2 separate regions of the Mus musculus genome follow, and region 1 is linked to region 2. Evidence: chromatin loops called from intact Hi-C (ENCODE). Cell type or tissue: heart. All regions are shown on one strand.

Evidence for each region. A loop is a pair of places that touch in the nucleus more often than their neighbours do. Peaks named below come from ENCODE experiments on the same cell type or tissue, not always from the same donor. Only the 100,000 strongest peaks of a DNase experiment are listed, where the experiment ranks them.
Region 1: it touches region 2 in a loop (7-fold over the local background); 18 of 42 quality-filtered maps call a loop at or near these places.

What each region holds. Positions count from the first base shown.
Region 1 is chr8:115,401,555-115,404,054 of GRCm38, reverse strand. No RefSeq gene overlaps it. Among named protein-coding and RNA genes, the nearest start is that of Gm39256, 240 kb to the left of the region's middle. In heart, a CTCF peak has its summit at 1,047 (motif pointing left); no DNase peak of the experiment used is centred here; H3K27me3 peaks cover 510 bases.
Region 2 is chr8:115,704,734-115,707,233 of GRCm38, reverse strand. It overlaps Maf (avian musculoaponeurotic fibrosarcoma oncogene homolog), which reads left to right and starts at 340. Exons shown (of 1, transcript NM_001025577.2): 1 at 340-2,500. The coding sequence starts at 371. The coding sequence ends at 1,483. In heart, a CTCF peak has its summit at 1,292; DNase peaks (open chromatin) are centred at 163, 333 and 1,233; H3K4me3 peaks cover 2,029 bases; H3K27ac peaks cover 1,694 bases.

The sequences.
Region 1 (2,500 bases), 300 kb after region 2:
GTTTCAGAAAAATAACAAAAGAATCACAAGCCTGCACCTAAAGGATGCCTGAGTGTTTCTTGTCCTCACGAGAGGCACAGCTACACCTGGCCTCTGGACTGAGAATGCCAATCAGCTGGTACCCTCATTTCTCACTTTTGCCTCTGAACCCAAATGGGCAGCATCGGGACAGCTCTGCCTGCTCCTAATTAACCGTTTCATTTCCCTACGAATGGAAAAGAGATGTTCCTTAGTATGGGGCTGCAGCCCCACAAAGTTTACAAGCCCAGACTGCATTTAAGAACAGCATGAAGATATTCTCCTTCTGGACCAGGCCTGTGGACAGGGCTCTGGGGCTGCATTCTCAGCTGATGCCCTTCCAAATTGATTCACAAATGCTCTTCCCCTCTTTCCACACCAACACAGCACATTCTGTGGGCCAGAATGTCTTAGCTAGTCAGTCTCCTAATTGTTGAATTGAGTAATGGTCATATTTATGCATACTTATGCACTTCTGTCAAATTACAACAACAACAACAACAACAAAAGTCACCTCCAGTTTCAAAGATGGAGACATAGAAGTGTAAGATCACTTCCATCTGGTCACACAGCAAAGACCAATTGATTTTGTAGTGCCTGTACTGTTTCTAAAACCATCACCTATTTTAACCCTGTAGAAGGTACAGGTAACCCCCTGTTTCCCTCTGTATTAGTGGAGATGAAAAAGATAGCACTGATCATCAAGGGTGAAATGACACGTGAGGTTTCACTCTATAGCGATGCAATGGGAAGTCGAACGTTTCTGAGGATCACTGGCCACTACCATAAGCTGGAAGAGACAAAGATGGGTTCTCTACTGGAGTCTCCTTCAGTTCAGATATCTGGTATCAGACATGGGAAAGAATAGATTCCTGCTATTTTGAGCTCCACTGTCTGTGCTCATTTATCAAGGAGACCCTAGGAAAATATTGAGAAACTGTACTCCTTTCTACCAGAGTGTTACTGTCACCACTGTAATGACCCTCATTCCACAGGGACCTAGGACTGGGACCACAGAGCAGCTCCCTCTGCTGGAAGAGATAGGCGAGTCAGGAATTGTTCTGCTAAAGATCATGCCCTCCACTTGGACGTACCCAACGTTGCCTGGTTTGGGTACTATCCAGACTTTTTAAAGGCTTCTTTTACAGCTACACGTACATTTGTCCTTTTTGATGCTTTCCCAAGCTTCCTCCAGCTTGTGTAATGTAGACTTCTCCCCAGGGAAATATTTCAAGAGACGGAAAGACGGAGAAATGGCGGCTCTGGAACGGTGGGTAAACATTAGCTCCTTTCACAGCCTGGCTTTCTCAGATGACGAATCTGTGGTCAGGCCCCCAAATCCCAAGGAGGCCTGCTTCAAACATTCATTTAGACCAGTCCAAAGGGTCAAGGACCTGCTATATAAAAAGTCCCTAAATGTACACAGATGATGGGACTTGCACGCTGGCACAGACATTCTAAAAGTGGCTTGGGGTTAGGCTGTGGTCCATTTCAAATTTATTTTTTTAGCCAAGACAGGGTTTCCAAACTGGTCTGTGTTTCAACTCTTCACCATGGTCCTCCACCACCCTTTGTCTTCCTGTAGAAGATAGAAGTTTAAAAATCAATCTGTGAGTACATTGGTGGTGGTATCTCCCAAGTCAAAAAGGCAGAAAGAGAAGCCAGGCTTGGCAGTAGTGTAGCTGACCCAAAGTCTAGATTGTCCAAGGGAATCTCAGAATGAACTCATGTCCACTGAAGAGCTCTGGTGTGACAGGCTATAGTCTCCAAGGAGAAAGAAGCAGAGTGAAGGGAGGAGAGGAAGACAGAGAGAGAGAGAGAGAGAGAGAGAGAGAGAGAGAGAGAGAGAGAGAGTAGAAGGAGAGATGTGGGTCACCAACCTTGTATCCATAACAGATCCACTCAAGGTGACTAATCCAGTCCCATGTTAACAACCTTAATCACCCAAAGAGCAAAGCCTTCATGATCTAATTGCCTCTCATTAAACCCTATTCCCTAACCTTGTTGCACTGTGGATTCAGCCCTGACTCCTGATTTGGGGAGGGGACATCGCATCAAGCCAGTGTCCTCCCCTCAGTGCATTGGGAAGGGTTGCCTGCTAACACATCAGCTTCAGTCCAATGGCACCCAATAGGAGCTCTGACGTCCAAAAAATATAAAGTAGGGCTGAGAAGATGGCTCAGTGGGCAAAATGCGTATTGCACCAGCACGAAGAACTAAATTTGGGTCCCCCAAATCCACGTGAAAATCTGCATATGGTGGCTCTTGCTCTAGCACAGGAAGGGCTGAGACACCTGGGTCCCCAGTGCTCAGTGGCCAGTCTGTGGTGAGCATTAGGTTCAGTGACAATTCCTGTCTCAAACAAGTGAGATGAAGAAGAACTGGCATCAGTTTTTGGCCTCCACATTCACATCCATGCATGGGCACACCACACACACACACACACACACACACACACATACACACACACAGAGAGATACAC
Region 2 (2,500 bases):
CACCACCGTCACCGCCAGCCGCGGAGGACCTTCCCGAGCCTGAAGCGCCCGGGATCGGAGCTCAGGGAGGCGAGCAGGCGAGGAGGGGGCCCGGGGCGAGCGGAGGAGAGAGAGCGAGAGAGCAAGAGAGAGAAAGAGAGAGAGCACATTGGCGTGAGCAGGGGGAGGGAGGGCGGGCGCGGGGGGCTGCGGGCAGGGCGGGGGGTGTGTGCACGTTCGAGCTTTCGGGCCACAGCCACCGCCGCGCAAGCTAGAAGCGCCCTAGCCCGGCAAGCTGGCTCACCCGCTGGCCACCCAGCACAGCCCGCTGGCCCCTCTCCTGCAGCCCATCTGGCGGAGCGGCGGCGGCGGTGGCGGCGGAGGCAGGAGGATGGCTTCAGAACTGGCAATGAACAATTCCGACCTGCCCACCAGTCCCCTGGCCATGGAATATGTTAATGACTTCGATCTGATGAAGTTTGAAGTGAAAAAGGAACCGGTGGAGACCGACCGCATCATCAGCCAGTGCGGCCGTCTCATCGCCGGGGGCTCGCTGTCCTCCACCCCCATGAGCACGCCCTGCAGCTCGGTGCCCCCGTCCCCCAGCTTCTCGGCGCCCAGCCCGGGCTCGGGCAGCGAACAGAAGGCGCACCTGGAAGACTACTACTGGATGACCGGCTACCCGCAGCAGCTCAACCCGGAGGCGCTGGGCTTCAGCCCGGAGGACGCGGTCGAGGCGCTCATCAGCAACAGCCACCAGCTCCAGGGTGGCTTCGATGGCTATGCGCGGGGAGCGCAGCAGCTGGCCGCGGCAGCGGGGGCCGGCGCCGGCGCCTCCCTGGGCGGCAGCGGCGAGGAGATGGGCCCCGCCGCCGCCGTGGTGTCCGCCGTGATCGCCGCGGCCGCCGCGCAGAGCGGCGCGGCACCCCACTACCATCACCACCACCACCACGCCGCGGGGCACCACCACCATCCGACGGCCGGCGCCCCGGGAGCCGCGGGCGGCGCGTCTGCCTCTGCGAGCGGCGCGGGTGGCGCGGGCGGCGGTGGCCCGGCCAGCGCCGGGGGCGGCGGCGGCGGAGGCGGCGGCGGGGGCACGGCGGGGGCGGGGGGCGCCCTGCACCCGCACCATGCCGCGGGCGGCCTGCACTTCGACGACCGCTTCTCGGACGAGCAGTTGGTGACCATGTCGGTGCGCGAGCTGAACCGGCAGCTGCGCGGGGTCAGCAAGGAGGAGGTGATCCGACTGAAGCAGAAGAGGCGGACCCTGAAAAACCGCGGCTATGCCCAGTCCTGCCGCTTCAAGAGGGTGCAGCAGAGACACGTCCTGGAGTCGGAGAAGAACCAGCTGCTGCAGCAGGTAGACCACCTCAAGCAGGAGATCTCCAGGCTGGTGCGCGAAAGGGACGCCTACAAGGAGAAATACGAGAAGCTGGTGAGCAACGGCTTCCGAGAAAACGGCTCGAGCAGCGACAACCCTTCCTCTCCCGAATTTTTCATGTGAGTGTGACACGCGATCCCAGCTAGCCACCTTGTTAAATGCTCCGTGGGGGTCCCGCTCCTGAGTGGGCTTGCTAGTTGCAGGGCCAAGCTCGCTCGGCCACCACCTCGCCCCCTCCCCTGGCGAGTTTGCTCCCCTTGGCCCTGAACAGACACACACACACACACACACACACACACACACACACACACACACACACACACCAAGCTTGTGGTGGTGGTGATGGCTCTTTTGAATTGGGGAGGGAAAGGGTGTCTGGCTCATGGATTGCCAACCTGAATTCCCCCGTAACTTGCTAGCTTGGTTGTTTTGTTCTTTTTTATTATTATTATTATTATTACAACTACTACTCTTTTTACACCGCCTGCCCCACACATACCCTGGACTTGCACAAGGGTCAAAGATCTGAGCAGCATACTTCATGTAGGGCATAGCTCACCTTTGAACCGGGCCATCAATTGCCTGTATATATATTTTTTCTTCTTCTTCTTCAGCTCATGAGCTGGTGTTCATTCTGTGTGTGTGTGTTTGTGTGTTTTATTTTGTTTGGATTTTCTTTTTTCTTCTTCTTCTTCTTTGTTTTTGTTTATTATTACTATTACTAATTTTTTGGAGCTTGCTGTGTTTCCCAGCCTCTGCCACCCCCCACCCCCACCCCTGCACCATGTTCTTGAGATAAAAGGAAAAAAAAAAAAAGCAGGGTTTTTTTTTCCCCTCCTTCTGAGTTCTTCTGATTGAGCTTGCAAAGGAAAAAAAAATGTGAAATGCTATAGACCTTGCAGCGAGCTGAGTTCCACGGGGGTTTTATCTTAGCATTGTTATGCTAAAACAGAATGAACTAAAGCCACTCCTGAACCTGCCACAATCAAGCCTACATCAACCTTCTGGGTGTGACTTGTGAGTTTTGGCCTTATGATGCCAAATCTGAAAGTTTAGTCTGCCATTAAACAACAAACAAACAAAAACACAAAAACAAACTTACTCTCATCTCATGCATTACGATGCTTGCTACTTTGTCTT